Linked DNA regions of Mus musculus: region 1 is linked to region 2. Evidence: chromatin contacts called from ENCODE POLR2A ChIA-PET data. All regions are on one chromosome and are shown on one strand. The core of a region is the stretch at or near the end of the contact, and the rest is flanking DNA. Distances in the headings are between cores, read along the strand shown. Region 1 holds the start of Gprc5c (G protein-coupled receptor, family C, group 5, member C). Region 2 holds the start of Dnaic2 (dynein, axonemal, intermediate chain 2).

Region 1 (4,882 bases), core at 1,711-4,210, 120 kb after region 2:
TGTCCTGGAACTCACTCTGTAGACCAGGCTGGCCTCGAACTCAGAAACCTGCCTGCCTCTGCCTCCCAAGTGCTGGGATTAAAGGCATGCACCACCTCGGCCTGGCTTTCTTGAGCCCTCTTAAACTAGTCCTTTCTGAGCCAGGTGTGGTGGTGCATGTCTTTAATCCCAGCATTTAGGAGGCAGAGGCAGGGGGAAGGGGGAATTCTGAGTTCAAGGCTAGTTTGAACTCTAAAGAGTGAGCTGCAGGACAGCCAGAGTTGTTACACAGACAAACCCTAAGACCGTCCATCTGGGGGAAATGAAGAAGGCTTCTGAGAGGCAGAGACACGGAGGCAGGGTGGAGTTTTAAGAAATTTTTGCTCAGACAGAGACTTGGGGTAGAAGGTACAAAGCTTGAAGACAGAAACATCAGCACAGAGCAGGGGTCAGCCGAGCACAGCCAGCAAGCCTTCCCTAGTGATGCTGAAATGGAACTGATGATTGCTGGGGAAGCAGCTTCAGCTAGTGTGGGGTTCCAGCACAACTATCTCTGCCTTACGGCTCAGAGGGCTCGACCATCCCACAGGGAAGAAGAGTCTGGCCTCAGACCAGCCTGTAAATTTGAATGGTGGTGGTGGGGGGAACATTTTAGACATGTTGTATTTCGTGAGGGGTGGGAGGGGGAGTTATTACTTTCATTTTCCAGAAGAGGAAAGAAAGGGGATTCAGAGGGGTGGAATGACTTGATCTGTCACACAGCTAGTGGGTGGCACTTCTAAGACTCCAGGAACGAGGGCTCTGGCAGCTCAAAGATGGGCCAAGTGAGCAAAGATGGTGTCAGCCTGCCTTTCAGCGGGAACTCAAGTATACAGAGCAGCTAGAGCAATGTTGGGTTCAATCAGGGTGAGAGGCACTAGGGATCATAGATGTTCCTGTGGCTGGAGTCAGAGAAGGTCCATAGAACGTTCCTCTGTTGGTCCCCAACTCTTTCTCCAAAGACCTAAGCAGAGCAGAGCAGGGATCTGGGAGAAGCAGAGGTGGGAGCCATCTGCCCCAGGGACTTGCTTTGTCCTTTGAAGGCAGATTTTGTTACAAGAAGGGGGCCTTAGAGAACAGGGAAGAGCTAAGAGTTCTCAGATACTGGCCTCCTTTCTAAGACCAGCTGCCTCACAAGGCTAGCTGAGGGCAGGGCTCAGCCCCAGTGGGACAGTCCCTTTTAAGTGACTCTCAGTGTGTGACCAGGCCGGATAGATAACCCTGCCCGGTGGGAAGCAGGGGCTAAGAGTGTGGTTTTGTTTGGAGACAGAATCTTATGTAGTCCAGCCTGCCTCTTCTCCCCAAGGGCTAGAGCTACAGGTGTGAGCCAAGCAGGGCAAACCAGTCATATAGTTTTGGAGACTGTAGGGAAAAGAGAAGACAGAAAATTGAGATCCTTTGCAGGGTCTTGACACTCACCCCCCCAGCCCCCCCCCCCCCCAAGCTGGCTTTTCACAGATGCCAAAAAGCCCTCAGCAGAGTTAGGCATTGGTCACCTAGTTAATGAAAACCAGGCAGAGGCCAGGGAGACTTTCACCGTTCACTTAGGTCTAACCAGTCTGTTTGCCTTTCTAGCTAGCGTGGGCACTAACTGCCTGCTCCATTCAAGCCTTGACACCTGAGCCTTAGATCTCTAACCTTGGGTTGGGAGGTGGATTTAGGAATGGGAGCGGGTACCCCCACAGCAGCCACCCACTGAAATAGTTCGAGCTTTGCCACATTCCCCAGACCTGACAGAAACTACAGGGCACAGGAAAGGATTCAGGGTTCTAGAAAGTCTGGGCCCCACAGGCTTCTCCCCCCCACACCCCCCTTAAATAAACATTCCTCCTAGAGTCAGAAAAGAACAGAGCGGTGAGGAGGAACCGGCCGAAGGTTTTATCGCTCCGGCAACTCCGGGTGATTCATTGAGTTTAGACTCCAGGTTGTCATAGATGGAGGTACTCAAACACACAGCCAGTCGGGGAGGTACGGGTCACTAGCTCCCTGACCTCCTCCACCTGGCTATCCCCTCGCCTGTGACCAGCTGCCTCCCCCCTCCCGCCCCCCCGCCCCCCCCCCCTCCTCGCGGGAGCCCAGGATTGAGCAAACACGCCCTGCAGCCTGCCCAGCCACCGGCTGGCTCCGACCGCGCTCCTGGCGATCCCCCAGGCAACTCGGCGTCGCGAGAACCCGCACCCTGAGACCCGACTCCCTGCCCTCCCCCAGAGTCCCCAAGGCCCCTGTCAGGCCCAACAACCTCTCCCTTGCTCTTGCGACTTGTCCCCTACGGGGATACAGCGCAATGCAACCAGACCCACTCAGTGCTCCAAAGACAGCACAACTCACTCCCGCGGGATCCCAGGTCCCCAGAGAAAGTGGCCGGAAAGAAAAAAATCTCTTGTTTACTGGGCCAGATAGGCCTCAGCTGGGATTCGCTTCCCTATTTCTGCGGTTTCTTTTCAGCAGATTCCCGGGGCTGGAGGAGAAAGGGTGGATCCGCCCGGGCAGGGAGTGGGGGTGTGGTTCAGGGGAATCTGAATTCGTGGAAAGGTCTTCAGACTTCGGGAGAGGCTGGACTTAGAGTCAGCAACAACGTGGCCAGGAGCGCACAGACCACAGGGATCCTGTTAAACACTACCTCGGGAACAAAACTGAGAGGCTAATTAGGACAGGTCACCACAGGGAACCGGGACGCGGGGAGGGGAGCCCGCGTTGTAAGAAACTCGGGCGTGGGGTAGTCAGGCCGACAAAGACTCCGGCCAACAGCCCGCAGGGGTTCTGGACTCAGTCCACAGATTTAGGGACGTGCGCCGTGACATTCCCTCGTGATCTTGGAGACTGGGCTCTTCGGGAAGGATCACGCACGAAAGAGGAGGACGCTCCGTGTGCGCTGTGTCCACGTGTGCAAGCTCGCTAGGGGAGGGGGCGCGGAGCCGTGACAAAGACGGACTTTGTGTCCTAGTGTGTTCCTCGCTCCAGCCCGGAGCAGCGAACTGTGCCAGGCATGTGTCTCATGGGAAAGCCAGGACGAAAGTGACAAAGGTTGGGTGTCTGTCACGGGTAGACGCGCCAAGGTGGCCACCGTGAGTCTGTGGGTGCGTGCGATCGCTGGGAGATGCAGCCTAGGGGTGTACTGAGCTGCACCCCGAACCTCTTTCGGGAGAGAAAGGCGAATCCAGAAAGTGAGTACGCGCAAGTGCGCGCGCGCCCGCGTGCGGGGGCGTGGCAGTAAACAGCAACAACCCACTAGTCAGTTTGGCCAGAAACTCCGATCGCCTTTCCCAACCCGAAAGTGCGCGTCGGCCGAGCCTGGAGGTGAGTCGGAGGGGGCAGGGCCGGGCGCGCTTTGTTACTGGGGATTAGGATTGCTCGTACCTGGAGCGCTGCTGGCCCCGGAGGAGCGCCGGGAATGGAGGTGATGTCACGGTGATGCAGCCCGGCCCACCCTGGCCGAGAGAGGGGAGCACTGTGCCTGGGGAGGCGGGCGGGAGAGCGAGCCACTGAGCGCGCTTAGCTCAGTGCTCAGTCGGGGGTCCCTGGGAGGCAGGCCCCCGCACCTTTGCTCAGGCCTGGTCACCCCCCGCCTGAACGGGCTCTGGCCCCGCGCCCTGCTTTGAGTCCCTCCTACGCCCGCCGGCGCCCTGCCTGGGGCCGAAGTTGGCTCTGAGCGCGGCGCCGGAGCGGGCTGGCTGCGCGTCCCAGGTAAGGGCTGCTGCCTCGGCGCTCCGCCCTAGCCATCGGCCCGCAGGAAGGGCTGGGTCCAGCTGGCTGGGAAAGGGAGAGGGCCGAGGCCCCCGGTGAAAACCCAAGGGGTGGGTGACGATGCACCCACTCTACAAGTTCGCAGAAAGTTTCCAAACCCGAGCCAGCTGGGGATTTAATGGCTCGGGGAAGCCAGGTTCTGCGGCCGGGGGTGTTCCGCAAGGGATCTTAGTGTCGGAGAGCTGTTCCTCTATCCACTCTCGTAGTGGGAGGCTACGGTCGACTGTGACTGTAGGTTGGCTTCCTTTCCTTATTTCGCGGCAGTGCGTGGGGAGGGCAGGTTTCTGTGACCAGAGGGATTAGGGACAGAGAGCCTGGTCCTTTGCTCTTTCGGTTCGAACTTTCAGGGGCGTAGAGTGTTGACACAGTCCAGTTGGAATAGGGAGGTGAAGGCTCAGGATCTCTCCGCGGGAAGTTTGGAATTTCAGAGGCCTACGGCGCTTCTCCGTGTAGAGGCCTATGTTCTGGGTCCCACCCCTTATTCACCCCTGGTTTTTCCAGAGCGCTTTCCGTTTCTACTTCGCGCCCACACGTTTGCACTTACAAAGTTCTAAATCATTCCTTAAGATTTCACGATCTTGATTCTGAAGTACAGACACGAGAATATATAGAAGCGTGGCTTTGTGCTCCTGGAGAACCCCATCCCCCCAACAAGGTCTGTTCTGTGGCTGGGAGGGAGTGCTGCTGGCGATGGGGGTGGGGCACATTCCAAGCGGAGAGCAGACCCTTGATTGCTTAGAAGATCTAAGACTCGGCGTGCTGGGGTATTTTGGTCCAGTGAAAGGGAGGACAGTAAACGGGCTGTGGGTCCTCCCGTGCCTTAGCATCTCTCCAGGTCCGTTCTTACCGGGTTCGTAGACCAGCCTACTGCTTAGAGGGCCAGAGGGCTGAGACAATAGGACTGACTTGTCCAGAAAGGAGGAAGTGGTGGATAAGAGGATGGGGGAAGGCTGGACAAGTGTCCACCCAGCTTTCCAGGTCAGCTGCTGAGGGGACGCAGCCAGGGAGGAAGAAGGATGCTCTGTGGTGCCCCTGGCTGAACCGTCCCTACATCCAATGGGGCCCTAGGTGGCCATGGTCTTTGGTTTGAGTCAAACTCTGTAGCCTTGATCCTACTAGA
Region 2 (4,854 bases), core at 378-2,877:
AACCAAGGCAAATATTATACAAGAAAGCTTTTAACTGGGGGGTTTGCTTATAGTTTCAGAGGGTTAGTCCATTATCATCATGGAGGGAAACATGGTGGTACATGGACAGACATGATGCTGGAAAAGTAGCTGAGGGCTACATCCTGATCCACAGGCAGCAGGAAAGGAGAGAGAGAGAGAGAGAGAGAGAGAGAGAGAGAGAGAGAGAGAGAGAGACTGGGCCTGGTGTGAGCTTTTAAAGCCTCCAAGCCCACTCCCAGTGACATACCTTCTCCAACAAGGTTCTAATCTTTTCCAAAAAGCTTGTCCATCTGGGAACTAAGCATACAAATATATGAGCTATGAGGGTGATCTCATTCAAACCTCACAGGGGATGGCAGAGAGAGTGCCTTGCTAAAATCCCATGATAAATAAAGAACCAACCTCGGGTCCCAAATGCTCTTAAGGAACACCTCTGGGAAAGTATATACGGTTCTGTAGTTTTCTTTCTCTTTAAAAAATTATATTGTGGGCTGGAGAGATGGCTCAGAGGTTAAATACACTGACTGTGCTTCCAGAGGTCCTGAGGTCAATTCCCAGCAACCACATGGTGGCTCACAACCATCTGTAATGGAATCTTGGTACCCTCTTCTGGCATGCTGACAGAACACGGTACTAAATAAATAAATAAATCTTTTTTTAAAAATCATATTGTGTATGTGTGTGTTTGTGTGTGTCTTACATAGCACAAGTATGGAGGTCAGAGGACAACTTAGAGAATTCAGTTCTCTCCTTCACCATGTGTGTCTGGGGCTCAACCCTAGGTCATAGAAGTGGTAGCAAGCCCCTTTCTCTACTGAGCCATCTCACCAGTCCTAGATATAGGACTCTACCTCCCTTCTTTAATTCTTTTTAAATTATTGATGATGATGATGATTGTGGGTGTGCTACATGACACAGATCAGAGGACAACTTTGTGGAATCCATTTTTTCCCCCATTTTTATGTGGGTTCTAGGATGTGAACTCTGCTTGTCAGGCTTACCCAACAAAGTGCCTTGTACTCAGCCTGTCCATCAATCCCTCCCACATTTTCTCACTTCCTTGCCTCAAGCTCATGAGAAACACATCTCTCTTTGTGTCATTCATGTGTCCATCAGCTAGCTCATTCATTCATGCAATGAAACCATATTTACAACGTGCCAGCCGCATAGCTAAGCCATGCTTGCATGCATTGAGCCTGACCCTCAAGGAATTTCCATTCCAGAGATGAATTCAGAAGGGTGGTGGTGCAAGGGATACGTTAACAGAAGAGACCCGGACATTGTAGCAGTGACAAATCAGACATGATCCGAACTGACCCAGGTGCGGGGCTTCCCACGCTCTGGTCACTTTGATTGCGTTTTCGGGGGATACGGGAGTGGGGGAGGGACTTTGCTGGGTATAGACTGTAGACTTGGGTAGGCATTTTGGCAAAGCTTTGGTTAACTTTCCTCCACCTCTTCCGCAGACCTCCTCCAGAGAAGGAAGGAGAGAAGGGGGTGCTTCCGACTAGCGGGACCAGAGTCACGTGCTCCAGATCGCCTTCCGAACTGCCGGCGTCTCGGCCCGGCCAGGGTTGCTAGGCAACTGGTAAACTCCGCAGCTCCCAGCCGTTTAAGCTGCGCTGGAGCTGGGACTGGTCTTGGGCGCTTCTCCTGGGCTGTGTGGCAGGAGGTGAGCCAGGATAAGGGGCGGGCGTCCTAGAGGACGTCCAAGCCCGAAAGAAGACCTGGCAAAAAGAGGGAAAAGCTCTCGAGGGTAATAATCACCAACAGTGCAAGAAATCTCGGAGAACTGTCAGGTGCTGGAATCAGCTCATTCTGCTGCATTAATCCTCGCTGCCCTGAATATTCTTCAAGCTCCAGGACCTCCTCAGCCTCCAAGCACCTTGCCTTCTGCACTTCTCCACCAGGCCCTGACCCGGGCTGTGACCCGGAGTGGGCGGGACCTCTTTCTGGCTTTCAGGTGAATGGAACAAAATTTCAAGCCCAGGAAGGATGGGTTGTTAAGAAGAGAGCTTTCAGTTAAACGTAGGGAGGGGGATAGGGATAGGCCGGTAAACCCTGCACTCCTGTAAACTGATGCAGGAGGATTACCAAGAGTCAGAGAGCAACCTAGACTACTCAGTGCGCTCTAGGCCAGTGGACTCAGAGTGAGAGCCTGTCTCAAAGACTAAGAGAGGGGGCTGGAGGACTGTCTCAGCTGCTAAGAGTGAGTGCGCTCTTGCAAAGAACCGGGAGTTTGATTTCCAGCACCCACATCAGGTGACTCACAACCCCTGAAACTCCAACTCCAGGGGATTTGGCACTTCTGGCTTCCACCCCACCTGCACTTGTGTGCACTTACACACACACACACACACACACACACACACACACACACACACACACACACACGATTAAAAATAAAGTGAAATTAAGAAAAATAAAATGGAGGGCGTAAAATGGGAGATCACAAGAGTCTTGTGGACTGAGCACAGGTACTGTATGTAAATGCACCTTTTCTTTTGCCCCTCCATCTGGGAGTTGGCCTTTCATCTACATTTAGGGTCAGGAGACCATTTTCCTAACCTTGTCCAGAAGGTTCACAAAGACATTGGAAAGACACAGGAGCCCTTCCATCTGTATTCCTCACTCAAGCACGGCTCTACAATTCCAGGCACACAAGGGACAAAGGGTGACCCTCCTCCTGGCCCCCTTCCCATACTGACACCTCTGTTGCCTGCTATTTCCTGGCCCTTCCTCCCAGCTGTGTACCATGCTTTCCGCTCAACCACAAGGGGTTCTCTCTAGGAACGACTTTGCTCATTATCCTCGCCTGAGGCAAGTCTTGTTGTTTCTGTTGGGCTAGGGTGCAGGAAATGATCACATGTTTTGGTGTTTGGACCAGGGTATAGCGGTTCTTTGTGACCCTGGATTTGAGACTCAGTGGGGCTGGGTGTAGCTCAATGGTAGAGCACTGGCTGATATGTGTAAGGTTCTAAGAGTCCATATTTAGCTCTGTGTGTGTGTGTGTGTGTGTGTGTGTGTGTGTGTGTGTGTAAGAGGGAGGAGGAAGAGGAAGAGAAAGAGAGAGAGAGAGAGAGAGAGAGAGAGAGAGAGAGATTATGATACTGCATGCTTCTGGAAGGTTCCCACGGGGGCAATGTTCCCCTGAAACTCCCAAGCAACAATACTCCTGATGTCCCCTTGAAGACACCCTGCTCAGACCCTCTTTGGGGAAGCCTCACCCTGGAGCATTTGTCTTCCAAAAGAGGAGAAAGAGCACTCTGACACTCTTGGCTGACCTAGCCATTTATCTTTGCACCCTGTTAGCTTGTGAGAAAAGAGCCTGCTCTGGGGCTTTGAGTATGCTGTCTTCTTGTCACCAGGCTAGCCTTTAAATGTCCCCTCTGTCTGCCTCCAGACACAAGACAATGCCTCCGTTCTCCACGAGGGCTTGGCCTCGGGAAACACCAAGTAAGAAAGCAGAGCTGTTAGAATCGGAGCGGGACTGAGGAGGCTGGTGTTTTTCTTTCCGGAATTTTCTCATTCTCTTAAGTGTCCCTGTGTCCTTGGGAGCCAGCTGTACCACAGCAATTGGAGATGGAGAGAGACAGCCCCTAATTGCCTGCATCCAACTGCCAGGTCTGTGGTGGAAGACAGAGAGAACTTAATCGACTTTACATTCTTTCTTCCAAGGCCTCAATTCTGTCCATACAGAATGAAGACACGGGGGGGTGGGGGTGGGGCACCCTTATGCAGACTGCTTCTTTGCCAACCCCTCTGCTCTCTGAGCCATCTCTCCCAACCATAAGGGAGACTTTCTAAACACGTATGATTTGGGTTGGCTTGGGGGATGGCTGGAAGCATGCTTTTATTGTTTTTGGTTTTTTGTTTTGTTTTTTGTTATTTTTGAGACAGGGTCTTCTGTAGCTCAATCTAGTCTCAAACTATGTAGATGGAGCTAGCCTTAACTTATCTCAGTCTTTTTGCCTCTACCTCCCAAGGCCTGGGATTACAGGCATCAATAGCCATGCCTAGCAGGTCATGCTGCCTTGAAGGAACAATGTATGGATGCCTGGGGAGTTAACCTCACCTCCCCCCTTCTCAATCACCGCTGTTCCAGCTGTTCCCCCCCCCCCCACCTGCTTCTTGATGGATACACTCAGCTCTCAGCCCTTCAGCCTTAGGACTCAGTGGGTGGAGCCATGGCTCAGACTCCTTATGGCCATGGAGCCTTGGGATACCCAGTGATCCCAGCGCCACCTGCTGAAGAGTCCCTCCCTCCCTGCTGCACCCCTTGGTGGTTTGTCCGAGATCAGCTGACCATAAGCCTGCCCTGCAAGTTTATTCCCATTGATCACATGACTCTTTGCATCAGGAATCACTGCCTTCATTACTCGTGGTTTGATTGACTGCAAGTTTATTCCTATTGATCACATGACTCTTTGTATCAGGAATCATTGCCTTCATTACTCGTGGTTTGATTGACTGATTGATTATTGATTGATTGATTGACTGTTTAAAAAAAATTTTTTTTTGAGTTCAGGTTTCACCGTGTAGCTCTGATTAGTCTGACACTCATTCTGTGGATGAGGCCGGCCTAGAACTTGCAGTGATCCTCCTGCCTCTGCTTCTTCAATGCTGAGATTATAGACACCACTGTGTCTAGCTCGTACTTGGGTTCAACTGGCTGTCTTCCCTCTCTTCCCTTTCTGTATGTGTGTCTGTCTGTCTGTCTTTGAAATGGGATCTTTTCATTTAAAAAAAAAGGTTCTTAATATTCTTAAAATGTTTCTCTTATGTGTATGAATGTTTTACCTGCATGTATGTCTGGTACCCTCAGAGGCCAGA

Evidence for each region. ChIA-PET counts read pairs that join two places held with the same protein, here RNA polymerase II (POLR2A).
Region 1: POLR2A ChIA-PET joins it to region 2 with 22 read pairs in Patski. The contact joins the promoter of Gprc5c here to the promoter of Dnaic2 in region 2. POLR2A ChIA-PET finds 5 or more read pairs at or near these places in 2 of 5 experiments (Patski and embryonic stem cell).

What each region holds. Positions count from the first base shown.
Region 1 is chr11:114,848,572-114,853,453 of GRCm38, forward strand. It overlaps Gprc5c (G protein-coupled receptor, family C, group 5, member C), which reads left to right and starts at 2,961. Exons shown (of 5, transcript NM_001110337.1): 1 at 2,961-3,315.
Region 2 is chr11:114,725,792-114,730,645 of GRCm38, forward strand. Dnaic2 (dynein, axonemal, intermediate chain 2) reads left to right here and starts at 1,628. Exons shown (of 13, transcript NM_001034878.3): 1 at 1,628-1,984.